2 separate regions of the Mus musculus genome follow, and region 2 is linked to region 1. A link is a loop called in an ENCODE intact Hi-C map of the cell type or tissue named here. Cell type or tissue: left cerebral cortex. All regions are shown on one strand. Each heading gives the region's core, and the rest is flanking DNA. Links, peaks and the distances in the headings are about the cores only.

What was found. Hi-C counts contacts between places; a loop is a spot of excess contacts. Peaks named below come from ENCODE experiments on the same cell type or tissue, not always from the same donor. Only the 100,000 strongest peaks of a DNase experiment are listed, where the experiment ranks them.
Region 2: a loop joins it to region 1, with 4 times the contacts of the local background. A loop is called at or near these places in 3 of 42 quality-filtered maps.

The regions. Positions count from the first base shown.
Region 1 is chr9:65,284,714-65,300,939 of GRCm38, reverse strand. It overlaps Clpx (caseinolytic mitochondrial matrix peptidase chaperone subunit), which reads right to left and starts at 6,680. Exons shown (of 14, transcript NM_011802.3): 1 at 6,375-6,680; 2 at 876-1,039. The coding sequence starts at 6,453. It also overlaps the pseudogene Gm16218. In left cerebral cortex, for the core only: a CTCF peak has its summit at 6,737; DNase peaks (open chromatin) are centred at 5,833 and 6,757; H3K4me3 peaks cover 2,465 bases; H3K27ac peaks cover 1,317 bases.
Region 2 is chr9:65,336,471-65,352,696 of GRCm38, reverse strand. Pdcd7 (programmed cell death 7) reads right to left here and starts at 6,629. Exons shown (of 5, transcript NM_016688.2): 1 at 5,689-6,629. The coding sequence starts at 6,555. It also overlaps the pseudogene Gm19219. In left cerebral cortex, for the core only: no CTCF peak of the experiment used is centred there; DNase peaks (open chromatin) are centred at 5,942, 6,641 and 7,042; H3K4me3 peaks cover 2,690 bases; H3K27ac peaks cover 1,556 bases.

The sequences.
Region 1 (16,226 bases), core at 3,115-11,114:
AGCTGTCATGTGGATGCTGGGAATTGAAGTTCAATCCATCCATCCATCCATCCCTTCTCCTTCCTTCCTTCCTTCCTTCCTTCCTTCCTTTCTTTTTTGGTTTTTTGGGACAAGAGTTTCACTCACTCTGTGGTTCTAAGCTGGCCTCAAACTTTAAAAGATCCACCTGCCTCTATGTCCCAAGTGCTGTGATTAAAGGCGTGCACCACCATCACCACAACCAGCAGCCATTTCTTAAACACTTGTAGCAGTTAGATTTGTGTATGAAAATGGAATTCCTCACTCCATCCTACTAATCATGCCACTATTTAATGATAGTTGATGCTTAGGATATTAGCACTTTACTCTCTGCTTGCTGAGTACAGTGAGTAGGGCTGGAGAGATGGCTCAGTGGTTAAGAGCACTGACTGCTCTTCCAGAGGTTCTGAGTTCAAATCCCAGCAACCACATGGTGGCTCACAACCATCTGTAATGGAATCTGACGCCCTCTTCTGGTGTGTCTGAAGACAGCTACAGTGAACTTACAGTACTTACATATAATAAATAAATAATTTTTTTAAAGTACAATGAGTATATAAGTATAACACAAATTAAGCACTGAATAAGCTGGGCATGGTGGGCACTCAGGAGGCTAAAGTAAGCGGATCCCGTTCTAGTGCTGCCTAGGTTACACAGCAAGTTGCAGGGCAGCCTAAGTCACAAAAAAACTGCCTCAAAAAATCAAAACTAACCAACAAAATATAAAATAAGATCAACTCAGACTCTTCAAATCATTTTATGTAACTCATATTTCCTACAGAACACATTTAAACTAACAGACTACAGAACACTATTATTATATTAGCTCTTATAGATGCCAATAAGACAAAAATAACCTTATTTCCATCTCCGGAGCCATCCTTGTTTGCCCCGTCTTTTGAGGCAAAGTATGCTGGTGTTTCTGAAAAGGTTCTAAGAGGAGCTCTGCGCAGAGCCTGAGCGTCCAAGGTCGTCCCCAGTCTTCCTAACACTGGCACATGGATTCGCCCACACGAAATACCTGCAGGGAGAAGGAAGTCTGTTAGTTTTCATGCCCATGCTGGCATGTCTCAATAAATTCCCAGCAGGCTCAGTGGTTAAGAACACTGGCTGTTCTCCCACAGGACCTGTGTTGGAGTCCTAGCAACCACAGTTCCAAGAGTTCCGATAACCTCTTCTACTCTCTGCAAGCACTAGGCACATACATGGCACACATACATTCAGTCAAGAATATTTACCCACATAAAATGAAATCTTAAAATGAACAAAGTCCTGGTAAATAAAGGTTGAACACAAAAAGGTTGAAACATGCTAGCTTTCCCAGAAAAGCTACACACCAAGAGAAAAAGTTTTGGGTTTTTTTTTTTGGTTTTTCGAGACAGGGTTTCTCTGTGTAGCCCTGGCTGTCCTGGAACTTACTCTGTAGACCAGGCTGGCTCAGAAATCCGCCTACCTCTGCCTCTAAACCCATAATAAGCACACATCACAGATACATACAAATTATAATAATTAAAAAATATTTAATATGTATTTAATATTACTGGAGTATACATTTTAAGTGGTGCATACTTTTAATCCCAGTCTTTGACACAGTTCAAGGCCAGCTTGGGCTGCTTTTAATACCTTGTCTCAAAGAAACACAAAATAACACACACACACACACAGAAACACACATATACACAGGAGTTCCCTGATCCTGGCAAGGCCAAGGTGCCACATGCCTGTAGCTTGTAATTCTAGCACTCAGGAAACCAGGCAGGAGAATTCGTAGCTTGAGATTAGCCTGGGCTATACAATGAGAAAAAAAAAGCAGGCTAGAATCCTGCACAGGTTTGTAATCCTAGAGTCCTCAGGTGTCGCAAGAGGATCAGCCCAAGGTCATACTCAGATACATATTGTGTCTGAAGTCAGCCTGGCTATATTAAGACTGTTCCAAATAACTAAAAACAAGGCTAGAGAGCAATGGCTCCGTGAATTAGAGGACTTGCTCCTCTTCCAGAAGATCAAAGTACAGTTCCTAACTGTCTGTAACTCCAGGAGCTCTAACACCCTCCTTCTAGCTGAGGCACCTCATTCACTCACACAGACACAGATGACAGACATATATACATTCACACACACACACACACACAAACAGTGAGGGGGGGTGGATATTTCAAAAAGAAAGGGAGAAAAAAAAATACCTCAGGAGTTAAGAGTACTAACTTACTAACTTTGGGTTCAAAGCTAAGAATCATTTGTAACTTCAGTTCCAGGGGATCCGAAACTTCAGGTCATCAAAGATACTGCATACATATGATGCAGACATACATGAAAGCAAAATATTCAAAGTAAATAAATAAAAATCTTTAAAAAAAAAAATAGACAAAAGGGCTGGAGAGATGGCTCAGCAGGTTAAGAGCACTGGCTGTTCTTCCAGAGGTCCCGAATTCAATTCCCAGCAACCACATGGTGGCTCACAACCATCTGTATGTAAGAGGATCCAATGCCCTCTTCTGGTGTGTCTGAAGAGACCACCAGTGTACTCACATACATAAAATAAATAAATCTTTTTAAAAAACAAAACAAACAAACAATAAAAACAACAACAACAACAAAAACTAAAATGATAGCATATGCTGGCATTCTCCACATTTGGGAGATAGAGGCAGATCAACTCAAGTTTATCTTCTGCTATGCTGAGAAGAGAAGCAAATGCCAGGTCCTCATCAGGCCTTGTTCTAAAGTCATCATTCAGTTCCTAACAGTGATGGTGAAGCACGGCTATACCTGACCACTATACCTGACTACCTTTTCCTTTTCATTTATCATTACTGTGTATCTATGCGTGATGTGTATGTGGGGGTGCATATGCTATGGTGTGGATGTGGAGGTCAGAGGACAACTCTGTGCAGTCCTCCTGACTTTAGCTCAGTTTCAGGGAACAAACTAAGATTGAACAAAGGAGGTGAATGGCCTTTGATTAAAAATTCTGTTTTTCTTGCGATCTTCCCTCGCTATCACCATGGAGCAAATGAATGTTCTGGCAGATGCTCTCCAGAGCATCATCAACGCTGAGAAGAGAGGCAAACACCAGGTCCTCATCAGGCCAAGTTCTAAAGTCATCATTCGGTTCCTAACAGTGATGGTGAAGCACAGCTATACCAGTGAATTTGAGGTCATTGATGATCACAGAGCTGGGAAGATGGCTGTGAACCTCACAGGAAGGTTCAACAAGTGTGGAGTTATAAGCCCTAGATTTGATGTCCAACTCAAAGACCTGGAGAGATGGCAGAGCAAACTGCTCCCATCACGGCAGTTTGGTTTCATTGTGCTGACAACCTCTGTTGGAATCATGGACCATGAAGAGGCAAGATGAAAACATGCAAGAGGGCCTGGCGTGGTGGCGCATGCCTTTAATGTGAAAATGTGTGATTCTGACTGGTGACAAAGTCACAGACACTTGAAAGACTGTTATGACTTATGGTCTACTTTGATAATTAAAGAAAATGCCATTTTCTAGCTAAAGATTAGTGGAAATAAGGTTTAAGAAACCTGAATCCTACCTATTGACCCCTGAAGGACCTGTGAACTTCAGGTGAAAAAACCCTGAAAGCTAGGGAGATATCTCTGTACATTTTGCAACACTGTTTGGCAGTAATGATAAATGCCAGTTAAAAGTTAAACCATCAGCCGGGCAATGGTGGCGCACACCTTTAATCCCAGCACTGGGGAGGCAGAGGCAGGTGGATTTCTGAGTTCCAGGACAGCCATGTCTACAGAGTGAGTTCCAGGACAGCCAGGGCTACACAGAAAAACTGTCTCAAAAAACAAAAACAAAAAACAAAAAAAAGTTAAACTATCTATGGACATGTCATACAGATAAAGCCTTTTGAGTTTCAGAGCAGCTGCCTTCTAAAATAATAAAATAATGAACATTTAAGGCTGTTAGGAAGTAGAAGAAAGTTGGGCCTGGTGACTCAGAACTGAGTCCCAGCTGCTGTGATGGCTGAGGCAGGAGAATGGCAAGTTCAAGACCTGCAAGGGTTACAAAGAGAACTTGGTGAAGCATTGTCTCAAAACAAAATATTCTTAAAGGACCAAGCACCTGCCTAGCATGTGTAAGGCCCTTGGTTCAATGTCCCACTATGGCAAAAACAGAAATATAAAGAGTGGTCCACAGCTGATGCAGGAGGACCACGAGTTTGACAGCAACTCAAATACACAGTGAGTTCCAGGAAAGCATCAGCTACATAGTGAAACAATGATGTAATTTACTTTTTAAATTTTATAAACTGTGTATGGGTGTTTTATCTGCATGTATATCTGTTACCACATGTGTGCCTATGAAGGCCAGAAGGTGTTAAGATCCCTAGAAGTGTAAAGATGGTGTGAGTTACCATACAGGTACTGCGAATTGCACTTAGGTTCTCTGGAAGAGCAGTCAGTTCTCTTTGGAGCAGTATCTCCAGTCACAACTTATTCAGCTTTTAATATATATATGTATATATATTATATATAACATATTTAAATGATTTTTTTTCTTTTGGGTGATAAGCTCTCACTTTATAGCACAGACTGGCTTAAATACCATGGCAACCCTCCAAAGTGTGGAGGTTATTAGCATGAGCCAACACCATACCTAACTTTTTGTTTTCTGAGACAGGTTTTCATGTCATCCAGACTAATGTGAACTCTCTATGCAGCTGATGTTGGCCTTGAGTCCCAGATCCTACCTGGATTCTTCATTTTGAACTAAGGATCTACAAAACTTTACAAATAATCTAGCTTGGCAGTGGTGGCGCACGCCTTTAGTCCCAGCACTTGGGAGGCAGAGGCCAGCCTGGTCTACAGAGTGAGTTCCAGGACAGCCAGGGCTACACAGAGAAACCCTGCCTTGAAACAAACAAACAAACAAACAAAAAGTCTGTCTGTCCGCTCTTTACTACTTACAGGACTCTATCTCTCTTTCTACCTTATAGGCCCAGGGTTGAAGTCAGGTTGTCAGACTGGGCAGCAAATACTTTTATTTGCTGAGCTATCTTTCTAACCCATTTGTCAAGTCCATTTAAAAAATATATACATCAGCTGGGCGTGGTGGCACAGGCCTTTAATCTGAATCCAAGGCCAAGACTGGTGTACAGAGTTCCAGAGACCTGGCTTGCCCCTGCCTAAAGACTGCCGGAACTAAAGTCATGTGCTATAACCTCCGGGCTGAAGCTAGAATTCTTTGACTAAATCTTATCAAGAACTCCTCCTGTCTAAAACACGTACCCTTTTTAATGCTGTTGTCAACCAAATTTAAACATGATGAATTTAATACCCCTAGTACCAAACTGTAATACCTTAAGCCCTCAACGAATGTAGGTCAAACAATACATTAAAATTATGTTTCTTTCCAGTGTTTACAAATCAAACCTCTGGAACTGGGACACCTACTTGAGGTGTGGCAATGTTTTAAGACTAAATCTTACACTTACGTGTCAATACTAAATGCTTCCGCCTATGTTACTCCATTTCATGTGTATTATAAACTGCCAATTATACAGTTAGTAGACAATGATGATTTTAGAATTAGTCAAAAAAAAAAAAAAAAGGAAAACTGCTTTTATTGATCCAAGGATCGTCATGAAAAGACATCTGTAAGTTCAGAGCCTAACAAGACCTAGCCTTACAATCTGATATGCATAGACTTGTGGGAAAGAAAAACGGGTTTCATTCCCGGAATCTCTTGGCAGGTGTGCACTCTGTCACAGGTCCTGATGAATAGAGAAGCAAAGTAAACAAGAGCCACTCCACTCTTAGAGGCTGATCCCAGCTGTCAAGCTGGGGAAGCGGGCGAATGACTGTTGCTAAATTTAAGTATTTCAGGAATTCCAGCGGTCGTTTTCGCCCCACCTCCCCGCTGCTTTCTTGGGACCCCAAGTTTCCCAAATATCTTGGGACCCCAAGTTTCCCAAATATCTGGAAGGCCAGCGAGCTGTGTTTACGTCTTGTCGTCCCCGAGACCGCACAATGTCAGTGACACCCTTGCGCTGCCGGTCCAGGCGACTAGCCCGACAACCGGGCACAGACTCCCCAAAAGTGACAGGCCCCAAGAAGGGCTGCACGGGGGACACTTTTAACGAGTGTTGCGTCGCACTCGGTTGTTCTCCCTGAGTTGAGGCGAGATGGCCTCATTCCAGCCCCCAAACTCCGAAGGCCCGAGAGCTCACAGGCCAGCGATAGCCCACCGGGTTTCCTTCCAATCCGACAGCCAGGTACTCCAGAGGCTCGTAGCGCCTCGCAGCCTTCAAGCCCTCCTCTCCCCCCGGGATCCCCACAGGTTCACTCGCCGAGAGCCCAGAGCGGGCACCGGCTCGGGACTACTTCGTTACCTCTCTGCGCGGAGGTGAGCGAAGTGGTGAGAAGCCGGGCGGCCGCAGCGCCGCAGGTACAAGCGCCGCAACTGGACATCTCCGCGGGGCCTAGGCCAGGGCTTCGCGCCCTGAGGATCGAGGGGGCTCAGCGACCCGATCGTGTCGCGCGAGTGTTCCGCTGACTGGCTCCGCTCCCTTCCGTCGGTTCTATGCTGGCGCAGCGTTTTCCCCACCAGGCAGCCAGGCCTGGACGATCCCAGCGTCCCACCGCCTTCTACTCACCGGAGTAGGCTCCTCCCCTCCTCCCCTCCCTCCCTACTCTCCCCCATTCCCCGCCCACCCCGGCCGGGGAGCGTGCGCGCGCTTGCGTCCTAGACCCAGGAGGAGGCGTGAGTTTACGCTGCGCATGCGTGGAGACTAACGTGATTCCAGAGAATGGGGCGGTAACCTGGGCACCAATGAGCGCGCTACGGCAAGCGGCGAACCCAAAATTTTGCGGTCGCCTAATTTCTCGGGAAGTCTCTTTATTCGGATGTTAAAAAGTTTTAGACCCAAAGAGACACGCGCCGTGTCGGGAGTTGACCCTACGCTTCTTAGGAGCAGGGGAAATAAAAGCGCAAAAAGGTGAGGATCTTTTTTAAGTGATCCGAAAACTAAGAATGTAATTCAGTGGTAAAGACCATAATCCCACATAATAATTATAAACAGACAGTAACTACCAGGCGCTTGCACTTCGGCAAGTTCCTTCCTTCATGGACTCTATATCCTGGCTTCCTTTATGTTCGCTGTTTCGTTTCATTTGCAGCATGGAAATGGTCTCCTAATCCCACTCCCACTCCGAGCAACAAGCTGGATAGAGCTAGCTTTCCTTGCTCTTTCAAGCTTTGTGATGATAAAGTTTTCAGTCGGGGCTAGTTGCCTGTGTGGATTTTTGTTTTGGTTTTCTGAGCGAGGGTTTGTCTGTGTAACCTTGGCTGTCCAAGAACTCCCTCTGTAGACCAGGCTGACCTCGAATTTAAGAGTACTGCCTCTAACACCATATGGGTTTTATTTGGGTTTGGTTTGGAATTTATGCCAGAGTAATTATATATATATCATCAACTCTAGCCGCCAAATTGCTAGGTGGCCTGGAACTTGTTCTGTAGCTGAAAATGGCTCTGAACATCTGATGCCTGTGCTCCCACCTCTAGATGAGACTACCGAGTTGTACCACACCCTGCTGGAACCTTTAGACAGAAACTGTGAGGAAAGAGAATTAAGCCAGGATCAACACCAGTTCACTTACATTAACCAGCGTCAATCTCCAGCCAGAAAAGTGACTTCCAGTTCCCCGGGTCTAGCTCACAGAAGGGGAATTCCAGGTGGTTCATACTACTACAGGGTTCTTTCTTAGAGAGCTGACTCGTGGTAACACCTCATGGTAAAGTTTCAGAGATGAAAGAGAATTCTTGTCTTTCTTCACTAAGACCCACTCCTTCTTCAGCTGCATCCAGGAATACAGTTGTGAGGAGAGACTCAAGTCCTCTCAGTATGTTGCTTTCCAACTGTGTTCTTAGACTCTCTCAGAAGCTCTCCCTCCATGGATGCTGTGAGCAAACCAAGAGGGCTGTCTCTGGCTTCTCCCGCCCAAAAAGAGAAGTTATGGGTTTTTTTGTTTTTGTTTTTTCGAGACAGGGTTTCTCTGTGTAGCCCTGGCTGTCCTAGAACTCACTCTGTAGACCAGGCTGGCCTCGAACTCAGAAATCCGCCTGCCTCTGCCTCCCAAGTGCTGGGATTAAAGGCGTGTTCCACCACTCCCGGCTTCACACACATTTTTTAAAAATCTTTGCTTCATGCATAGGAACATTTTGCCTGCATGAATGTGAGTGCATCACAAGTGTGCCTGTTGAATCCCCTGGACCTAGGGTTAATCATGGCTGTGAATCACCATGTGGGTGATGGGAACCTGGTACCTCTGCAAGAGCAACGTGCTCTTAAATGCTGAGTCATATCTCCAGTTCTAAAAATATTTTTTAAAAAGACAAGCAGCAAAGCCAGGTGATGGTGGTACATGCCTTTAATCCCAGCACTTGGGATTAAAGAGTCAGGTGGATTTCTGAGTTCAAGCTCAGCCTGATCTACAGCTCAAGCTTCAGGACAGCCAAGGCTGCATGGAGAAACCCTGCCTCAAAAAAAAAAAAAAATCATGTATATGGGTGTTTTGCCTACATTGTATGTGCACCATGTGCATAGAGTGTCCAAGGAGGCCAGAAGATGCTGTCAAATCCTTTGGAACTAGATAGTTGTGAGCAGCCCTGTATGTGGGTACTGGGAAAGAGCCCAGATCCTCTGAAGAGCAGCCATCTCTTCAGCACTACTACCTCCTCCTTTTGATATGAAAGTATTAACTAACACTCATCATCGTTGTAATTACTAAAAAAGTTATTCTCCTGGCTTCTGCTGAATCAGTGACCCAAACAATAGCAAAGATTGTGCCCACATATTAGGACTGAGTTGAGTCCAGAAAAAGCATATAGGTCAATAATTTATATTACTTTTTTTTTACCCACTTGTGCTAGCAGGCCCTGAATTGTCAACATTTCTACCGTATGATTACATTTTCATAAGCCCAGTGAGATAGTCCATGAATCATAGCCCTTTAGTACACTTACTGAAAAGGAAGGGCTCACTGGAAAAACCACTTAAGTCTTTAAAACAAACCAGGATTTGCCTGGTCTCATTGTGTGGGTAGAGACCTGTTGGTAGTGTTAAATTTTTGCTTTCATGGGCTGTCTCCCAGTATTTGTAGATTCTGTCAAGGTGATAATTAACATTAATCCTCATACTACACAAGCAAGAGGACTTCAGTTCAAGCCTCAGAATCCACAGCAGCAAGCTAATAAAGCAGCCGGGTGTGGTGGCATGTGCTTAGAAACCAGCATCCTCAGCCTTGCCTACTCACCGGCTCCAGGCCAATGGGAGGCACAGCCTTAAAACCTAGGAGGACGGCTCCTAATGACCAGTGCCTGAAACGATCCTCTGGCCTTCAGATGCACATGCACACATGCACTTCCACACATATGTGCACGCACATGGACATCTACACACATGACATTTTAAGGAATGAATGGAAAAATCTTCCTACTGTTTGGCAGAAGCTCTTCTGCTAAACGTTTCTGATATGGGAAACAACTACAAAAAGCTTTTTCATCTGCTCAAAGTAACTAGAACTAGGCTACAAAACCAAAAATGCCAATAAATATCTCAAAACTTTCAAAACCAATATATCAAACCTCATTTTCATTAGAACCTTGGGTTTGTTTGGGTTTTTTTTTTTCACATAATAACTTAAAAACCAAGAACCATAGGCTTTTATGGTGGCTCAGTGGATAATCACATTTGCTACCAAGCTTTTTGATCTGAGTTTAATCCCCAAGATCCACATGCTGGAAAGAACCTGCTCTCACAAGCCATGCTCTGATCCCCATAGTATGTATCTTCTCATACTGCCCCCCATAATGAATAAATAAATGTAGCAATTTTAAAAATTAGAAACACGATGGGGCTAGAGAGATGGCTCCGCAGGACCCCAGTTTCGTCTCCAGCACCAATGTCAAGCAGCTTTCAACAACAATCTAGCTCCAGGATGACTCCATGCCTCTGCACTCCCATGCACATAGACACAGACACACAATTAAAAATAAAATAATCATTTTTAAGGCCAAGGACCAGGATGGACAGGATAGTCCACACCTATAATCTCAGTACTTGGATGGAAACAGGAGGATCAGGAGTTCAAAGTCAAGCCAGGCATGGTGGCACACACCTTTAATCCCAGCACTTGGGAGGCAGAGGCAGGCAGATTTCTGAGTTCGAGGCCAGCCTGGTCTACAAAGTGAGTTCCAGGACAGCCAGGGCTACACAGAGAAACCCCGTCTGTTAAAACAAACAAACAAACAAAGAGTTCAAAGTCAGCCTGGCCTACAGGAGACTCTGTCTCAAAACCAAAAATTGTTGGGTATGGTGCTGCACACCTTTAATTTTACCTCTCAGGAGGCAGAGACTGGTGGATCCTGAGTTTGAGGCTAGCCTGGACTACACAGTGAGTTTCAACCAGTTAGAGCTACACAGTGAGACCCTATCTGGAAACAAACAAAAATCTGGGTGTGATACACAGTTGTAGTCCAGCACTTGCAGGCAGAGACAGGAAAACCCCAACTCCCACTCTAGGTAGGGCTATATTTGGTGAAGGAGAAGGTTAGGACACACATTTTATAAACTTTTATAAGCGTTAATCTTATAAAAGTCCAGGAAGGAATTCCCAGTGGTTGCCCAATTAGCATAGTTGTAGACTTTGCCCTAGAAAATACAAAACACAGCACCCTGGTTAAATTGTCTCATCAATGTGAACAAGGGTTATGTGGGTCTGGCATTATGCCGGGGAAAGTTTCCTCATATGGCAAAGCAAATTTGGAAGTTTCAATTTGTCCTCTAAAACTGCTCTGTGCGGACATGGTGGAGCACGCCTTTAATCCCAGCACTGGGAAGGCAGAGGCAGGTGGATTTCTGAGTTCAAGGCCAGCCTGGTCTACAAAGTGAGTTCCAGGACAGCCAGGGCTATACAGAGAAATCCTGCCTCGAAAAACTAAAAGGAAAAAAAAAAAAAAACAAAACTGCTCTGTGTGTCAGAAGGCCTGGACTATTGGGGTCAGCACTCAAGAAGCTTGGTTTGAGACACTGACTTCATAAAAAGCTCTTCATTGGTTATACCTCATGGAGATATAGATGGAACACCTTGCACATGGTGCTCAAACTGGGGAACTAACTGACACGTGATGGTGAATGCCTTTAACCCCAGCACCAGGGGCCTTGTGATTGCTGTGAGTTCTAGTCCAATCTGGTCTACATAGTGAGTTCCAGGACAGCCAGAGCTATATAGTGAAGTGACCCTGTCATAAAAATGAAAGGGACTGAGGGATCCCTGACGAGATAGCTCAGCAGTTAAAAACACGTCCTTTCTTCAATATTGTTTCTGAACCTATTTTGTTTCCCAACACCCACGTGATTGACAGCTACCCCTAACTCCAGTTACAGCACATTTTATGCCTTCATCTGCCTTTTATGGGCACCAGACTCACAGAGTGCACATACTGAATATATATTGGTGTATATATACACCAATGGGTATTGTGTTTAAAATAACATCAATGTTGGAAACTGCAAACTTCATTTTCACAGACTGTTTAGCTGTTTAATAAAGGCTCATGCTCCATTTGTATGTGTGCACTTTGTGACCTGACATTAACAGATTAGGACGGGCCCTTGCTTAGGGGGTTATGGTTGAGTAGTTATGAGATAGAGCAGAACTTAGGGTCTGAGGAGAGAGTAATGGAGTTCCAGGGCATGTTATGATTTCTGTGCCACGTGGCACGTCACAGATAGCCTCTGGTCAGGTTCTCACCAGGGCATCCGTTCAAGTTTTTGATTGTTAACCACGGGGCCATTTAGGTTTTTTTTTTCCTGTGATAAAAATAGATTTTCTATCAAGAAATGGGTGGAAATAGCATTGGTCACTTCTTATCAGCTCTTTGAAACAACATTCTTTCACATTACACCTAGTTTCACTCCTCTCTGACAGGTTAATGATGCTTAAAAAAGAAAGTCAAGTGCAATTTTCCAGCTCAAATAGTTTTAATGGAGCTGTTGGGCCTTGAGTTATTTATCTTCTGTGAACTACAGAGCTGAAGGAACATTGTTTTGTGTCCTTTTGCATAAAACTCAGTTTTTCCATCTCCCAGAATTGAGGACACTATGAGTTACTGTGGAAAAAAAAAATCTATAGTGACCCGTCTAGCAGGTCCAGTTATTTGAGGGTCTCGAGGGGACCTTCTCCTAAGAACCAAATGGGGGGATAGAGAGAGACGAGGACCAAGTGCAAGAACGACACAGAAACATTCTGAGTGGCATCAAGGTCCCACTGTATTGAGAAAGGCTCAAGGCTTAAATGCACAAGCAAAAGGGGAAGTACTTTTCAGCAGGAGGGGTGGGGCAGTAGAAATGCACAAGTAAAAGGGGAAGTACAAGTACTTATCAGCAGGAGGAGTGGGGCAGTGGAAATTTTTCTTTTGGCAGTTACACGGGGAAGCAGGAACTTGGTGGTATCAGGGTGTGGTCAGGACATCTGGCGCTGACTTAGGGTTGGAACATTTTGTGGTTGTTCTCGGAACGGTGTGTCAGTGGCCCGCTTTTGACCCCCTTTTCTTCTCAGGGGGAGAGGCCCAATTTAGAGATCAGGACAATAGCTTTGTCTTAATAGATCCCAACAGTATAGGTTAGAGTCAGCAAATCACAATCGTGAGTTTTTTTTTTTTTTTCAGATTAGAAAGGAATTAAAGGTACACCTTGAAACCTGACTGCCTGAGTACAAACCCTGGCACCCACATGCTATGTGGTAGGAGAGGACAGCATTGTCCTTGAGAAGCTGTGCTCTGACCTCCATAGGCACAGTGCTGTGTGCCCCTTCCCACACATAGATAGATAGATAGATAGATAGATAGATAGATAGATAGATAGATAGACAGAGATTTCTTTTTTTCTTTTCTTTGTTTTTTTTTTTTTTTTGGATTTTTGTTTGTTTGTTTTTTTCGAGAGACAGGGTTTCTCTGTATAGCCCTAGCTGTCCTGGAACTCACTTTGTAGATTTGTAGACCAGGGTGGCCTCAAACTCAGAAATCTGCCTGCCTTTGCCTCCCCAGTGCTGGGATTAAAGGCGGGCACCAACACACCCAGCTCTAGATGTCTTTTCTTAAAGGTAGAAATTTGACCAAGATCATGTGATGATTCAGAAAGAGACATAGAATACAGCCCAAGTCTTCTGTTTTAAAAACTGTACTGCTCAGAGCAAGCAAGATGGCTCGGTGAGGAAAGGTACTTGTTATCAAGGCAGATGATGGCTTGAGTTCAGTCCCTGGGACCCACATTGTAGAAGCTGAGAACTGACTCCTGAAAGATGTGCTCTCTGCTCTCCATACATCCCACTGCACACAAGTATTGTTTTTAAATTCCTCCCTTCTCTTTCACCAGAAATTCTAGTCCTGCTTCCTCTTAGAAAGACATACAGGCTTAGGGTTACTGTTGCTGTGATGAAACAACATGATTAAAGCAAGTTGAGGAGGAACGGGGTTTATTTGGCTTACCTTGCAGTGTAGTCCATCATAGTCAGGGCAGGAATGCAAACAGGGCAGGAACCTGGAGGCAGGAGCTGCTGCAGAGGCCATGGGGGAGTGCTGCTTACTAGCTTGCTCCCCATGGCTTGCTCAGCCTGCTTTCTTAAAGAACCCAGGACCACCATCCCAGGGATGGTCCCACCATAATGGATGATTCCCTTCCCAATCAATCCCTAATTAAGAAAATCCCTACAGGCTTGCCTATGGCCAGATCTTATGGAAGTATTTTCTCAGTTGAGCCTCCCTCCTCTCAGATGACATTAGCTTGTGTCAAGTTGGCATAAAACTGTCCAGCACACGTTCTCTTCTAGAATCACTGTTGTCTTTTAAATAAAGACCTTTTAGTATGTGTGTGTGGGAGTGTGTGTTATGTATGACATATGCACATGCACACACACACACACACACATATGCAGAAACCAGAGGAGAATATTGGGAGTCTTTACTATTCTCCATATTCCCTTGAAACAGCCTCTATCATTGAGCCTGGGAGCTGGGCTCATGGCCTAGCAATCCTTCTGTCTCTGGCCTCTCCCACCCCCAGCACTGGTACTACAGGCACAGCAGCCACAGCCCGTTTTTTAATATTAAAACTGGTTATAGTGAGCCATCTCCACTGCCCAAAGTTCCTAAGTGAACCTCCAGGTTCAATTAGAGCTCCTGTAGAAAAAAGCAAGGTGGCAGAGTTAGTGTGGGAGACATCTCAAGTCAGCCTCTGGCCTTCACAAACACACCAGTGTGCCTGCATGCATGCATAGGCTGAAACTTGTGAACATATATACACAAAGATAAGAATTTGCATCTGTAGGTGATGTGAGGCACCATCATACAGAACTTTACAAGTTTAAAAACCTTTACAGCCAGGTGTACTGGTTCCTGCCTGTAATCAAAGCACTTGAGAGACTGAGGTGGAAGCACTTCCATCATTCGGAAGCCAACCTGGGCTACATACTGGGATATACCTCAGGATAGCCTGGGATATGAATGAGGTTATGTCTCAAGAAAACAAGACAGTTAAAATTGTCTAGCCAGACGGGTCTTATCAAAAAGCTCTGGGTTCAAATAGGATCCCTGCCTCGATGAACAAAGCTAAAAGTAACTGAGGAAGACTCATGATGCCAATTGGGGGGGGGTGCTACTTGTGCATCTATACCTATATAAACATGCACACACATGCACACCACACCACACATATACCTGGAAAACGAGAATGGTTTCACATCTATATGTTGCAGTTGGCAGCACCTGAATTTGACTGGCCAAGCCTTTTAGACCCTCGGCTCAGACGTAAGTCTCCCGTGTGAGTTCCCCATTTCTTCTGAATTTCCCTCTTCAAATGATAGAGTGAACTTTTAGGGTTTGCAGAATCTCCACCCCTTACCCAGAAATATGTCACTTCAAGGGTTAAAACTGCTGTTTCATTAAGACAGTGACTGCAGCAGACCCTCTTTGGTCCCTTTCTGCATGGAACGAGTCTCTGGTTGCAGGTGGACAAGGAGTTGGCAGGAATTGACAGACTCAACACTAGGGAGTGTCGATCTGAATGTAATTTGTCAAATCGAGCATCAAACTTTTTATAGGAAGTAGGGAAGTTGGGTGACACACTGGCAAGGTACAAAGAGGTTACTGGATTCTTACACAAAACAGAGGAATGCAAACACAGAAGGACTGGCAGGAACCAAGTGGGATAAAAATTCAATGTTAACAACTGGCATCAAAAACAGCTCCAGCTGGGCGTGGTGGCGCACGCCTTTAATCCCAGCACTTGGGAGGCAGAGGCAGGAGGATTTCTGAGTTCGAGGCCAGCCTGGTCTACAAAGTGAGTTCCAGGACAGCCAGGGCTATACAGAGAAACCCTGTCTCAAGGAAAAAACAAAAAAACAAACAAACAGGGGCTGGAGAGATGGCTCAGCGGTTGAGAGCACTGATTGTTTTCCCAGAGGTCCTGAGTTCAAATCCCAGCAACCACATGGTGGCTCACAACCATCCGCAATGAGATCTGATGCCTTCTTCTGGTGTGTCTGGAGACAGCTACAGTGTGCTCATATACATAAATAAATGATTCTTTAAAAACAAACAAACAAACCAAACCAAACCAAAAAAAACAGCTCCACCTAAGGTCCACTTAATCTTAGAAGCGGGGGGTGGGGGGTGGGGGGGGTTCCTGCCCTTGCCAAAGTTCCTACTCTAGTCTCTTGTATAGTCTACCTTCCCCCTAGGCCATTGTAAATACTTGTGTATGGGTATAACTCAGCTATCTATAGTTCTAAATATCTACTCTGGTTCCTTTTTAGGTCACAAACTTCCTTCTTCCTAGATAATGGTAAATTTCTGTGTAGGGCAGTGACTTAGCTATCCATGCCCAAGGTCGGATCAAGGACTGCGTAGAATCTAATTTAGCTATATGTCAAAATATCAATCCTTAGGAGCACTTGTAATAAAGCAATATTAAGGGAAAGCACGCAGATCCAACTAAAGCAAAGACATTGGAGCATTCGTTATACAGGATGCCACGATTCCAGGAGACTAAGTTTCCATGAACTTTTCGCCTCGGGACAGAGCTCAGGTTTTCGGGGCCTGTCGTGCTTGTCACTACTGGAGTGGATGTAGAAAGTGACCTGCCAGTCTCCTCTGAAAATCACCCTCTGGGGGTGTGATTCCGTGA
Region 2 (16,226 bases), core at 2,758-10,757, 52 kb before region 1:
GCTATTTTGGAGATGTCTTTGCAGATTGAAGCTGATGATGCCCCAACATATGTATACAGTAGAAAGTAACACTTTCTTAGACATTATGGCATAAAACATGTTACAGATATACCTTACAACCCTACAGGTCAGGCATTGTAAAAGGATCTAGCTATGCTCTAAAGGAGATGCTCATAAAACAGAAAATATAGGATCTCCCAAAGACAGATTACATGATGCTATTGAATTAAAACTTAAATGTCAATGAGACACGTGGCACAGCCGCTGAATGAAAAGCACTGGACTTAGGAAAGGACAGAGAATGAAGCCCGCCTAGGTATGTATTGACCTCGGAATGGAAGTGTGTTGCATTAGAGAAGAGTTTTGTCTTTGTTTCAACAGCAGATAAAAAGCTATGGATTCTATTAAAATGAATAAAGATCAGATTTGACCGGGGGACACCCTGAAAATTCTGGCTGCAGACATGAAGAAAGAAACTAGAAGAACAAAGCAGGTGGTAAATGCTGATCCCTCTACATGGGACTGGCTGTAAGGCTGGCTAAGAAATACCTCTACATGGCCAATAAATCTTGTTGGCTAGAGAGGCCTCAGGAACTATTATTACAGAGAGGAAACAAAGTAAAGGAAGTTAGATTCAGAGATCTCTTTCTCTTTTTCCTTCTTTCCCTCCTACCTAGTGTTACAGGAAGAGGTAGAGAGAAGGAATGCAAAGATAAAAGGGCAGATTACTGAATCTACTTTTAGACTAAACAGCATTACAAGACAAAATATTTTATATTTCGTATGGATTCTGTATAGTGATACAAATTTAAGGTTATTTTTGCTACAAATACTGTATCTATGTTTTAACTCATTAAAGGTATTGTACCTATGCAACTTATTTGAATGCAATGTGAAGTGCTAGTCCTGTTGTAAGCTGTTACTGCAAACTGTTTAGGATAATAAGGAATCCGACTTGCTCTTACTCTCTCCTCTCCTCTCTCCCTTGCTCCCCTTCTCTCCCCATCCCCTTCCCCCTCTTTCCACGTGGCCATGGCCGGCCTCTACTTCTCTACTCTCTTCTCTCTGTCTTTCCCCACCTCTACTACCCTCCTAACTCCCCTCCCCATGCCCTAAATAAACTCTATTCTAAACTTAAAAAAAAATAAAGAAATACAACTTAGTAGTCAGTCAAACTTATAATTATGTTAGGTACTAGTTTAATATATTACAAAAATAAGCTTTCTTTAGCCTCCTGTAGATTTTTCAAAGTTGAACAGATAGTAACTAGCTAGAAACAAGCAACATTTCCTATTCAGATATACTACAGATAATGATCTTCAAAACACCTCAGAGATTTACAGAATATGGAATTTTAGATGTTTTATTAATAAAGGCCTTTCATGACAGTGAAACATGACTCTTCCTGGCAGCACCCCTATTCTACTTCAAATAAGATGATGAGCATCAAAGACCCTTCATATTGAGTTTGTCTCAAATTTGGCAAGCTGCCACTGGGCAAGAACCTGCCCTTGTCTTTACTGCAGACAGCATGCTGTCCAAGCTGCGGGCAAGCAGAACACAGAAGCAGCCAACTGCCAGACTTGCAAGGAAAAGGTAGGCAAGTCTTTCATGATTCTTGCTTCACAGAAAGGTCTGTCCTATGTTGGGACAGAAGACCAAAGATAGATACTCCCATGTAGCAGTGGAGCCTTGGATGTCGCTGTATCTGTCATTTCTATAGTTCTGGAAGCTGCTTGCTTCCAAAATTTAATTTCCTGTTCACTCAAGTAGTATCTATTCCGTCTCAGGTCTCTCACGGGGCTGAAGACTAGGTAGTTACAGTCTCATAACTAAGCTTAAGTTGCTTAGGATTCAATATTTATAGGTTGGTAAATGTGAGTTGTGATAGAAAGTGATTTAAGTGCAGAACGTTGAACTCATCAAGACAGGACAGATAGTAGAGTACTTTCTCCAAGGCTGCTAAATATAAATGAACTGGACATTGTGAATGTAACTTTACCTGATAGTTTTCATAATTGTTCTTCCTGTATATTTTACTAATGTAAGAGAAAGAGCCTTGTATTGGACTAAAAGAGAGATATCTTACTTCAGCCTCCCACAGGTGTGATCCGCCTCTCCCAGCTGGTCATACAGATGTCTCCCCTTTTTTGCTTTTGTTTATCTCTGAGAGATGATCTCACTCTGTAGGCCAGGCAGGCTTCAAACTGCAGCACTTCCCCTGCCTCAGCCTCCTGAGTGCTGGGAGCACAGTTGTGAGCCACCCCACCCAGTTCCACATAACCTTCCTTAAGGAGACCCTCTCTGCAGTAGCTTCAGTGTCTGTACTGAGCCCTTGTTCCTCAGTGTTTCCTAAGGGATGGTACAGGGAATGCCTGAATCTAATTTACCTTGTCAACCTGGAACTCTAAAAATGCAAATTAACAGTCCTGAAAGATCCGGCTCCCAAGGAGGGTAAGGAATGGAACTGGAAAAGCCTAGGACTCTACAATGCCTCTTAAGTAATACTCTTAAGTTTGCCCTTCACTGCTCCTAAAGACAGCTTCCACACAATCATCTTTCACACATAGGAGGCCAATCTTCCTAGGATTTATTTGCCTTCCATATCCTCATCTGCTCACTTAGTTCTCTCTCCCATCTGTCTTATATAAGTGCCTGCAATTCCAGCATTACAGCCAATGACCATGCCTTCAGTCTTCTGCTAGGAAAACTACCCTTGGCTGGATCTACTGCTTTTTTTGTTTGTTTGTTTGTGTAGCTCTGGCTGTCCTGGAACTCACTCTGTAGACCAGGCTGGCCTCAAACTCAGAAATCTCCCTGCCTCTGCCTCCCAATTACTGGGATTAAAGGCATGTGCCACCACTGCCCGGCGACTAAATTTTTTCAGACTAAAGTATTGCCTCCCTTGTGCTGACATTCCTGAGGTACAATGCTAAATCTATCAATACACTTTCCAGCAATGCCATATTGGCCTATAGGGCAGTGGTAGACACTGGAAAAAGGGAGATTGTGCTGGCTAGTTTTATGTCAACTTAACACAAGCTAGAGTCCTTTGGGAAGAAGGAAACTCAATTGAGAAGCCATCCCCAGCTCCACCACCAGAGCGGCCACTGGGCAAACCTATGGTGCATTTTCTTAATTAGTGACTGATGTGGGAGGGCCCAGTAAAACTGTGGGTGATTCTACCCTTGGGCAGGTGGTACTAGGCATATAAGAAAGCACCTGAGCAAACCATGGAGAGCAAGCTAGCAAGCAACATTTCTCCATGGCCTCTGTGTCAGCTCCTGCCTCCAGGTTCCTGCCCTGACTGGCTTTAATGATACACTGGGATGTGGATGTGGAAGTGAGATGAACCCTTATCTTCAAGTTGCTTTTGCTCATGGCATTTTATCCCAGCACTAGAAACCCTACCTAAAATGAGTGCTTGCTGACTGTACAAAGTAGGAAGGGCAGAAGGGCCCTCAGCACTGTCTCAACAACACCTGAAAACCACCAACAGACATGCTAGCACAGAAACAACAACACCTGAAAACCACCAACAGACATGCTAGCACAGAAACAACACCACCTGAAAACCACCAACAGACATGCTAGCACAGAAACAACAACACCTGAAAACCACCAATAGACATGCTAGCACAGAAACAACAACACCTGAAACCCACCAACAGACATGCTAGCACAGAAACAACAACACCTGAAACCCACCAACAGACATGCTAGCACAGAAACAACAACACCTGAAACCCACCAACAGACATGCTAGCACAGAAACAACAACACCTGAAAACCACCAACAGACATGCTAGCACAGAAACAACAACACCTGAAAACCACCAATAGACATGCTAGCACAGAAACAACAACACCTGAAAACCACCAATAGACATGCTAGCACAGAAACAACAACACCTGAAACCCACCAACAGACATGCTAGCACAGAAACAACAACACCTGAAACCCACCAACAGACATGCTAGCACAGAAACAACAACACCTGAAAACCACCAACAGACATGCTAGCACAGAAACAACAACACCTGAAAACCAACAGACATGCTAGCACAGAAACAACAACACCTGAAAACCACCAACAGACATGCTAGCACAGAAACAACAACACCTGAAAACCAACAGACATGCTAGCACAGAAGTGGAGCAGCTCCAAGACCCTCAGCCAACTATGGGCAACTGGGAAACGCCGAGAGCAAGAGAAACCGTTTTCCCCAGGGATGAGCACCTCAATTCATTATTAGTGGTCAGCCCTGAAATCATATACATACAAGTAACATTAAATGTACTAGTCAGGTTGTATTTATGTATACATGTAACAATAAGTAAAGAAAGAGAGGCCATGAACTTGAGAGAGAACAAGGGAGATGCATTGAGAGGCTGGAGGGAAGAAAGAGAATGGGGGAAATTATGTAATTATATTTTCAAAAACTAACAAATATATGTATATATAAATAAAACTAACATATATATAAACTAGAATAATGGGTCTGCAATTAAGAGCACTTGTGACTCTTACAAAGGACCAGGGTTCAATTCCCAGCACCCATACAGATGGTTCATCACCATCTGTAACTCTAGTTCCAGGGGATCCAATGTCCTCTTCTGACCCCATAGGCAGGAGGCACATATGCAGTGCACATACACACACAGGCAAAACAATCACAAAACCCAAAATAAATAACTCTGAAACAACAATAACAATAGTAATAGCATTCAAAGGAAATGAGGATGTCTTCAACCTACACTTGGCAAATCCTACTTTCTCCCGGGTTCTACTGAAGAACATGAGACAGACAAGCTTTGAAGTCATACAACTTGGGACTAAATCTGAGGTAATATTGGTATACAGGCTTGTGTGACTGCTGTCAAGTTAGCTGCTTTAAGTCTCAGTCTGTAAAATTAGGGTAATGAATTCCTCGGGATTGTGTGCAGGACACTAGTGTAGTGTCTACTATAGATATGAGTACTGAACAGGGGTAAGGAAGGCATGGACAAAACAGCACAGCAACCTGAGAGACCAGTGGGACCGGGCTATGCACACTCTCCAAAAATAACCGGAGTATCTCATGGGCCTTGTGGCTGCCAATCTGTTGACAGTGTTTTCCTTTCTAATCTGCACTTGCTACTTACTGCATTGTTTTTGAATATAGTTTTCCTGCTATTTTTACAATTTTGTGTGAGTCCTTAATTCAATCATTTGAGTAAGAGGCCAAGTACCTGGAAACACCTGATCCAGACAGACCCACTCCACCGGATACACTGGTATTCATAGTATCAAACCAAAACAAATGAACCCGGGAGAGAACTATTATCAACCTCATCAGCCAATTATGTTATAAAGGTTTCTAGGTGTGGTCCAAGTCCTCTACATTTGCATGCTTTAGGACAGTATAAAAGATACTGCTCTGCATCTTCAGTAAGTGGATCCAACTTTGAAGCAGGACACAAGAGGTGTGTCCTCCCAGAAATGCACCAGTGTAAACCTGTCGCGTGTTTAAGGGACTTTATAGTCCAAATTCTAGAGTTTTATGCACCACACATCGTCAACAAGGAATACAGAGCAAAGAAGTGGCAAAGGCTAGCTTTCGCGGATAAGCATACAAGTTAACTAGCACGCAGATTCGAGTTCCAGACACCACAGCTCCAACCACCGAGCGCATACTGGTTCTCACCCGCTTCTTTTCCTCCACTTCCTGCACGCACTTCACCCTCCAGCGGTCAATCTCCTGCTCCCGTTCCGTGGCCTGCGCGGCCTCCGCCTCCCGCTCAGCCTCCCGATCCCGGGCCCTCTCACGAAGCCGCAGCCGGCGGCGCCGGACCCTCTCCAGCCTCCGTCGCGCCTCGCCCACATAGGCGGCCTGGGCCAGCGGCTGCAGCCGCTCCGCTAGCTCCGCTCGTAGTGGCGCCGCCTGAGCGTGCAGGGAGGCCCAGGCTGCTCCGTCGGCCTCAGCCTCGCGCAGGGACTGCCCCAAGCTGCGTAGCCGCCGCACCAAACGCAAAGCGGAACGCAACCGCGCGCGGACTTCACCCAGGCTGGGCCCGGCGGGTGTGCGCGGGGTCCGGAGGCCACCGGGCCGCCGGGGGTTCCCGAACACCGCCTCCAGCCACTGCCGATCACGCAGGCGCTGCAGGGCCGCGTCTCCGAGCACGTCGGGCGGCGGCGGCGCCTCCGCCCAGCGCGGGCTCCAGGGCGGCCCGGGACCTGGAGGCGGTGGCCGTGGACGCTCGACGGCGTCGGGCCCCGGGAAGGGCCGGCACTGCGGCGGCGGCGGCGGCAGCGGTGGGGGTGGCACCGGGAAGAAGGCGCCGCCACCGCCACCGCCGCGGGAGGCCTCGGCTGGCGCGCGGGGCTGCAGGGCCAGCGGAGGCTGGAGGAAGGGGGCGGAAGCCCCCGGGAAGGGGCCGGGTCGCTGGGGAAGGGGCGGCGGGAAAGCCGGAGAGGGCAGCGGCGGGGGCGGACAGCCGAATGGAGCGGAAGGCGGTGGCTGCGGAGGGGGAGGTCCCTGACGGCTCTGGGCGAAAAAAGGTGGCAGAGCCATGTCTGTAGTGCAGCGGTTGGGAGCAGTGACAGTAATCTGGGAACTTCTTTATCCGGGTTCCAGGAGGAAGTGACGTGTATAACGTGCGACCGGTGCTTGACTCACTTCCCGGAAGCGAGGCGTAGTGCAGGACCTTGGTTTGTCGTGCCAGGAAGCTTGAACCTTCCCAAACCACCAAGGATCCGTCTCCGATGTTAGGGTTTATTTCGGGCTCAGGCTCGGGCTCTCCTCCAAATCGACCTTAACACAGCAGGACAGAAAGAGAAGGCGGAGCAGCCCTGAACCCTCAGTAGAACAAGTTTTTATAGAAAAATAAAAGCTGAAAGGAAATAAAACTTGAGACATGTGATTCATGTAATTTATGTCAAATAGCCCAAAGAGTTGTTTGTGAGCTTTGAAACCTGGGGCTGAGAACATAGCAGAACAGGCCAGGACATGCCCCCCTATCTCCCGCCCTTCTGACAGTCTGTTGATGTTTAAATGAACCAATCATGTGAAACCTCGCCAATTCCTCCCCCAGCCCCATCCCTTTTCTATAAAAATCCCTAGCTTCCAAGCGTCAGAGTCGAAACCACTGTCTCCTGTGTGAGATACGTTTCGAACCGGAGCTCTGCCATTATGGCTCCACCATGTGGTCGACACCTCTGTCTCCTGAGGGAGATATATGTCGGCCCGGAGCTCCGTCATTAAACTACCTCATGCTTTTACATCAAGATGGTTGTCTGTTCGTGATTCTTGGGTGCGCTCCGAATGGAAATTGAGTGGGGGTTTCCCCACTAGGTTCTTTCAAAGCGAGGGAGGGGTTGTCCAGTCTGGCAAGCATCTAATAGAATGACTATAAGCCAATAGTTGGGTGCCCTGAATCGTGCATTTGATCACAAACAGTTTGAAAGTACATCTGAAACAATCAAACTAATCTTTGATTAACTGTTGCTAGGAAGTAGCTAGGGATTAACTCTGGCCAAGGACAAGCCATGGGGTCCTTTCTGGTATTTTGGTGCAGCTTGAGTTCTGCTTTTTTCTTTTCTTGAAGATGGAGGCTGGTCCCAAGATGGAGTAGGTTTGGCCTCTCCAATTCAGTCTTGAATTCAGAAATCCTGATGATTGTTAACGTTCTAGAGGGACTAGAGACACGGTCTGAAGCTCCGGCTAAGATCTGAAAGACAACAAAAAGTTATGAGAGGAACACAGGATGGAAGCAGCAGGTACTAGTGATTTGCAGTATGTCTGCTGGGGGTCGAAAGAATGCAGGGTGTAAAACACAGAAACACAAAGAGAAGCTAGGTGGTCTTGGAGAGATAGATGTTACAGTGTCCATATGTCATATTGATAGAACCTAGTGGGGAAACCCCCACTCAATTCCCGATTTGGTGTGCACCCAAAACCCAAAAAATCACGAATAGACCGTCTTTGATGTAAACACACAAGGTAGTTTAATGATGGGGTTCCGGACCAACATGCATCCCACACAGGAGATAACGGATGTTGGCCACAGGCTCGAAAGCTAGGGGTTTTTATGGGGTAAGGAGCTTAGGGGTGTGGAATTCAGCATAGCGACATGCTATTGGCTTATTCAAACATCAGCAGAAAAATTACATGTACGTGCAGGATGTCAGAGTTCTATGAGTTGTTGACTCAGTTCAGATAGCCCTGTTATGTCCTCACATTCCTCTTTATCTTTATGGTCAAGCTGTTCCCAGGAATGTTTTAACTATGGGGCATGCCCGGGTTTGTTTTTCTTTTTTCTCAGCCCCAGGCAGCCTCTAGGCTCACAAACAACCAGCAATTTCTGAGTACTTTATATGACATACAGGTCTTGAAATTTCATCTTTCTTTCAATATCTTTGATTTGCTTTGATCTTCTGGCTGTTCTGGAACTGGTTCCCTAGACCCAGCTGGTCTCGAACTCAAAGAGATCTGTCTGCCTCTGCCTCCCCAGTGCTGAGATTCAAGGCATGAGCCACCACTGCCTGGCTCCAGGGTGTCATGTTTTAAAAGAAAAGAAGGAAGGAAGGAAGGAAAGAAGGGAAAGGTAAGGAAGGAAGAAAGGAAGAAGGAAAGAAAGAAAGAAAGAAAGAAAGAAAGAAAGAAAGAAAGAAAGAAAACTGACTAATGGCTATAAGCCAGAATTGTAAAGGGAAATCCTTCCATCTTATTAGTTAAAAAAGTTAAACTTCTTTGGTATAAACTTAAGACTCACATTCAGCTGTAAGAAACAATACAAAGGAGCCTGCGTGTCCTTTATCCTGGTTTCCCAACTTGCAACATCTTACAAAGCTGCAGTGCATTTTCCCTTTTAGAACCACACCATTTTTATCCCTTAATCCACCTTCTGAAATCTCAGTTATCACTAATTCACATACTAAAAGAGTTGTGTGTGTGTGTGTGTGTGTGTGTGTGTTCACTAATCCAGGAGTGCACTCACAAGGAGGCTCAGAAAGCACAGTGTGCTATCAGAACTGGAGATTTATCTATCTGTGTTTTATTAGTATTATTCCTGACAGGATCCCATAAAATGAATTTATACTTCTGTTTGATCATTTTGTTCCTGGGGGAGATTAAAGTCATGTACCACCGCCACCTTGTTCACTAAATCTAGAATTTAAAAAACTACTAATTTACAGAGATCTACTTGCCTCTGCTGTGATTAAAGGCACGATCTACCATAGCCCTGCTCAAATATTTTATCTTATCTCCAAAAACACACCAGCTCTTGGATATTTAGAAATCAAAGTTTGAACTGTAGTAACTCTTTGAATTTACTTGAAATATTTTAAATCTCTTAAATGTGTTTTTAATACCAAACAACAAAAATATCTGAACTGGAAATTTCTATTTCTTTGGAGACTTAGTTGTGTCATGTAATGTTTTTCTGGAAACTCTTAAGAGAGGATGTTTTTGCTGAAGCAGAAACAAGGGAGGGTGTTTTGCTGAGAACAGACATGTGGTGTTTTGCTAGATCGGATACTTGAGAGAACACGTGGTATTTGGAAAGGGTATAAATATAACCCAACAGACAACGAATGGATAGCACTGTATGGTATTGGTTCACCCTGCCATTCTTTGTTGGTATTCATTTGTCGGGACTATATAAAAAGAACTCCTGATGGTGTTCTAGAAGGGAGACTAAAGCATTTAAGCATTTTCTGCCCATACTGAGGCAATTTCAGCATTAGTAAAAGGTACCACAATTTTTGTTGGGTCTGTTGGGTCTATTCCTGCTCTTTGACAAAGTATTGCAAGATATAATCACACTGTGAACCTGAGATTGTTTTATTTACTAAAAAACCCTGTTTCTACTTGTGGTGTGGCTCAACCCTTAGCACACACCTTTAATAATCCCTGGATGGAATACAGACATGCCCTTAGTATACACCTTTAATCCCAAACAATGAAGGTAAAATCAATTTGTAGAAGGAAGCATCAAAGATTGAAAATGATGTCTAATTGAGAGGCAAGATTGAGAAGGAGATAGAAGATAGAACATATTGCCAGAGTTAGTATGAGGCCAAACAGAGAATTCAGGAAAATCAGAGAGAAAGAAACCAGACGAATCAGTTAGTATGGAGGGGAGTTTGAGCCAGAACAGCCAAGTTGAACTAGCCATCAAAAATTCAGAAAAGCTAGAAAGGGTGAGTTTATTCAGCAGTACATCTCAGAGTCTGAAAATCATTCTATACCTAGATTAGATTTTATAGAAGTCTAGAAACTTCCAGGACTAGGCCTAGGTTAGCAGATGGAAGCAGTAAGCTTCAGAGACAACAATTACAACAAAGAGGTACATTTACAACAAAGTCTCATTTTTCCTTTCAGAATCAATTCAGAAACCTCTTATACATAGGTCTTTAATTTTTTACTGTTTGTGTGCTAAAAATATTTACTCTAAAATGGTATCCTATTCTGTAAAAACTCCTGTGGGAGAATGAGCAGAGGGGGGAAAAGATACGGCCCCCTAACCAGACTGACGAGTAGGCCCAGCGGTCTCGAGTGGGTGGTCCAACAGCTCCAGCTGGAGGCCGGGCTCAACTGCATGAAGGTTTCCCAGGCAGCTGCAGACTTGAAACAGTTCTGTCTGCAGAATGCTCAACATGACCCTCTGCTGGCTGGAGTGTCTTCAGGTACAAATCCCTTCAGACCCCAGAAAGTCTGCTTTTTTTTTGTAGTCAAACCACTTTTTATGAATCAGTGAATATTCAAGAGAACTAAGTATGAAGTCTGTACAAAAGCTTCTGTTTATCATGTGCCACAATGCACTATCTTCTGCTCATCAGTCCTTAATATCTACCTCTCTGAACTTCATGGATTTCTGTTTCACAAGGTTTAACTCTTATATATCACTGGCTGTAGCATACAATAAAGCAGCATACAAAAGAAAAAAACAAAAACAAAAACAAAATACAATATAGCTTTGGATTCAAATGATCTACATGTGCATCCTGTAGTTTCTATTCTACAAAAGCCAATTCTCTCTCACTCTCTCAGCTAATAATTTTCTTGGATTATTTAAGTCCTTATCTCCTTGTAAGGTTTGAAATAAATTACTTAGATCTTGAGTAGTTAAACTAATTTTGGTCCACAGCCAGTTAACATCTCCCAGCAAGTTTTGAAAATCATTAAGAGTTTATAATTGAGCTCTCTTGATTTGTACTTTCTGTAGTCAGGTTTTCTGTAGACCTATTTTATATCCTAGGTAACTAAAATAATCTCCTCTTTGTATATTTTCAAGAGCAATTTGTAAACCCCCAGTAAGGCAAGATTCTCTTTACTTCATCAAACATTTTTTAAGGTATCTGCATCTGAATCAGCCAATAAGGTATCATTCATATAATGGTAAATTTTAGATTGAGGAAACTATTTATGAATTACTTCTAATGGCTCTTGTATAAAATATTAACACATGTATGGATGTTAACAATTCCTTGTGATAAGACTTTCCAATGATATCTCTTTGTTGGACAAATATGATTTTAAGTAGATACTGAGAAAGTAAACCTTTCCCTATCATACTCGGAAAGGGAATGTGGAAAAGGAATCTTTTAAATCAACTACTATCATGGATCTTATCTTAGGTAACAAAGAAAGCAAAAGGTTTCCAGACTGTAAACAGCTAATTGGCTGGATCATCTTGTTTGTGATTCTTAAATCTGTTAACATCCTCCAGTTTCCTGATTTCTTTTTATAACAAACACAGAAGAATTCCATGGGCTGACACATGAGAGGCTGTTTAGCTAAGAACAGACATGTGGTGTTTTTCTGGAAGCTGTCTTGTGATGTTTTGCTGGAGTGACTGCTTGAGAGAATGTGTGATGTTTAGAAGGCATATGAATATAACCCCACCATGAATGAGAACATGCTCTTGCATTGGTTCACCTTGCAACACCTAGCAGTCTTTGGTCTTTGCTGATGATGCTCTTGCATTGCTAAGTCTTGTAATGCTTTGTTAGTCTTTGATGATCTTTGCTTGCCATGACTTCAGAAAGAGAAACACACCAGAGAATGTCTCATAGTATTCCAGCTGATTCTTGCTGATTCAGCAGACCCTCGTGGTTTCTTCTGGATTGGGCTACTGCTACTGATTCATATTTGGTGTTTTGGACTGGACTGCTGATATCTTTACAATAAAGATTAGAGTCATCACAAAGAACTTCTAAACATTCCAGAAATCTGCCTGCCTCTGCCTCCCAAGTGCTGGGATTAAAGATGTGTGCCACCACACCCGGCAAACATTCTGTTTTCTATTAACTTTTCCCCCTACCTCTGGTATGTGGGCTAGAAGGGAGGTTAAAGCATTTAAGAACCCTTATTAAAGTAGGTTTTGGAAATTTTATCCATATGTGTATGTGTGTAAACTTCTGGTTTCTTTGGAAAATCAGCTGTGTTGAATGTTGTTTTATTGGAGCAGAGGCGTGAAAGAGAGTTTTCCTTTTTTTTTTCTTTTTTAAAATTTAATTTAATTTATTTTTAATTAGGTACTTTCTTCATTCACATCTCCAGTGCTATCCCAAAAGTCCCACACACACTCCCCCAATCCACTCCACCCACCCACCCACTCCCACTTCCCGGCCCTGGCGTTCCCCTGCACTGAGGCATATAAAGTCTGCACGACCAATGGGCCTCTCTTTCCATTGATGGCCGACCAGGCCATCCTCTGATACATATGCAGCTAGAGACATGAGCTCCGGGGGGTACTGGTTAGTTCATATTGTTGTTCCACCCATAGGTTTGTAGATCCCCTCAGCTCCTTGGGTACTCTCTCTAGCTCCTCCATTGGGGGTCCTGTGATCCATCCAATAGCTGACTGTGAGCATTCACTTCTGTGTTTGCTAGGCCCCAGCATAGTCTCACAAAAGACAGCTATATCAGGGTCCTTTCAGCAAAATCCCGCTAGTGTATGCAATGGTGTCAGCGTTTGGAGGCTGATTACAGGATGGATCCCCGGATATGGCAGTCTCTAGATGGTCCACCCCTTTGTGTCAGTTCCAAACTTCGTCTCTGCAAGTCCCTCCATGGGTGTTCCACTCCCAATTCTAAGAAGGGGCAAAGTGTCCACACCCTGGTCTTCATTCCTCCTGAGTCTCACGTGCTTCGCAAATTGTATCCTATATCTTGGGTATTCTAAGTTTCAAGATAAAGGAATGTGTTCCATTAAGCAGACACAGGTGAAAGGATCTTTTGCTAAAATACGCATGTGAAAGGAAGCACGCTGTGTGTCCTTTCCTCAGCCTAGAGTAGATTAAACAAGCCCGATGGTTTTGCAACCTAGCTGGAGTCGCCTGGCCTCACTTTTGCAATTTCCTACTGGAGATTTGAGGAGTTGACTACCTGCTGAGCTTGCTTTGCAACTCAATCCAGATGAAACAAAGGATGGGTCTCTAGGTTTTCCCACATATTGGTTCACCTTACAATACATTGCTGAACTCCATTTATCATGACTCCATAGAGAGAAACACATCAAAAAACTTCTGGTGACTTCCTGCCTCCTCAGCAGACTCAGCTGATTGGCAGAGTGACGTCAGCTGATACAGACTCATGAGGAGTCTTGCTAAGACAGACTCAGGTGGTGAGGCAAGACCAACGGGAAGACACTTGATGTTTGGAGAGAGTATAAATAGGACTTAACAGACAGTGATGGGAGGCTTGCATAGCTAGCTTTGCAACACTTCTTGGTCTCTCTCTTTTTCCTCTTTTCTGATCTTCACTTTGTTGAGAGAGGCACAACAGAGAACTCCTGACATCCCTGGTGGTCTTGGTCGCCGCCGACTTGCCCATTTGGCTGAGGTCTGGCTGTTTCTGCTAGGTTGTGCCAACGCTGCTGACTCCTGTTTGCCATTCTGACACTACTGAACTGGACTGCTTGTATATTCGGAGCGTTTGCCAGGGGACTGAGCTGCTGCTGCTGATTCCTGTGAACTGAACTGATTGCCTGACAAGGTAGATTGGATTTGCTCCAAATAACAATTTCTAAATAGCCCCACTTCCCCCAAATCCTAATAACCTTCCTTTTCCACTACCTCTGGTGGGTAAGGTTAGCAGGGAGGCTAAAACATTTAAGAACTCTTATTAAAGGTTTTTTTTTTTTTTTTAAATCAAGGCATACATAGATACATACATACATACATACACTGAGCCGTTTCTTCAGCACAACTTTTTAAAGATAGGGACAACTAAATATAAGAAGCACTATAGTAGCTGCTGGCTGAAATTAACAAAGTTTGATTTTTTTTTTTTTTTTTTTTTTTTTTTTTTTTTTTTTTTTTTTTTTTTTTTTGCCTTAGTAAAACTATGGTGTAGCTAGAAAGATGCAGGTAAGCTTGGGAGGTGTACTAGAGAAAAGAATATTAAACAGTGCCTAGCTGCTATTACAGTGACTCACAAGTTAAGAGACAGAGACCCGTGGCTGTGGTGGCGCACGCCTTTAATCCCAGCACTCAGGAGGCAGAGGCAGGTGGATTTCTGAGTTCAAGGCCAGCCTGGTCTACAAAGTGAGTTCCAGGACAGTCAGGGCTATACAGAGAAACTCTGTCTCAAAAAACAAAACAAAACAAAACAAAAAAACAGAAACAAAAACAAAAAGAGAGAGACAGAGACCCACAAAAGAACTCACTTGATATGAACTCACTGATAAATGGATATTAGCTCAGAAACCTAGAATACCCATGATACAATTTGCAAAACACAACAAAATCAAGAAGAAGGAAGACCAACGCGTGGATATTTCATTCCTCCCTAGAATAGGGAACAAAATACCCATGGAAGGAGTTACAGAGACAAAGTTTGGAGCTAAGATGAAAGGATGGACCATCCAGAGACTGCCCCACCCGGGGGTCCATCCCATAATCAGCCACCAAACGCAGACACTATTGCGTATGCCAGCAAGATTTTGCTGAAAGGGCCCTGATATAGCTGTCTTTTGTGAGGCTGTGCCAGTGCCTGGCAAATACAGAAGTGGATGCTCACAGTCATCAATAGGATGGAACACAGGGCCTCCAATGGAGGAGCTAGAGAAAGTACCCAAGGAGCTGAAGGGGTCTGCAACCCTATAGGTGGAACAATATGAACTAACCAGTACCCCCAGAGCCTGTGTCTCTAGCTGCATATGTAGCAGAAGATGGCCTAGTCAGCCATCATTGGGAAGAGAGGCCCCTTGGTCTTGCAAACTTTATATGCCCCAATACAGGGGAATGCCAGGGCCAAGAAGTGGGAGTGGGTGGGTAGGGGAGCACGGCAGGGGGGGGGGGAGAGGGTATAGGGGACTTTTGGGATAGCATTTGAAATGTAAATGAAGAAAATATCCAATAAAAATTTTTTAAAAAAGAGACAGAGACCCTCCGAGACACTAACAAAGGGATTACAGACTTTCACGTTACATGTGGAGTGTTTCAGTTTTGGTAACAGGGACTGTTCATTTTAAAGACTGATGAAGAAGGTAGAGTCACAGAGGGTGGGGTTTGAGTTCCATGTTTTCAGCTGATGAGTGAGGATGTCAAACAGGCAACTTAAGAGTGATTTTTTTTTTCCACAAAGTGGAGTCACCTGTTCTTGCCACTGTTGCCACTGCCAGAGAGAGACTCAAGCATGGGGTGACTTTTGACTGCTTCTCTTTCTTCCTGGTTCCCAGCCCCTCCCCGATCAGTGCCAGCTGCTACAATCCCCACACTAGACCCCCACGTCCCCTGGTGAAGGGGCTGAGTCCCAGTCCCAGCGAGCCCAAGGATCCTGGAGAGTCACCATTTGTGCAAGACATGGAAGGAACAGGAGGAAGTAATGATATTCAGTGGTGTTTTTTCCTCAGGTGAAACAGCAGTAACTGATGATGTAAAAGAACAAAATCCAGACTCATGGCAGAGGGGACAATGTTTACAGCACCTTCCAGAGCCATGAGCCAGGAGTTAACTTGAAAAGCTTAGACATATAGACCAAAAAACCTAGGTGATTGCCCCAGAAAAATGCTGTTTTGTCTACTAATGTTTTTGTCTACTTATTTATGGGAAAAAAATAACTTACGGGAAATCAGTGAAAGGGACACAAGACCAAAAAAGGCTGTGATTTGAAAAGAGGAAGGTGGAAGGCATAGCTATGTTGCTCTAGTCATTACAGCATGGCTGCCAGTCCTTAGGCCCACTGATCTAAGAGTAGAGGTCAGTCCATAAAGAATGTTTGCGATGCCCATA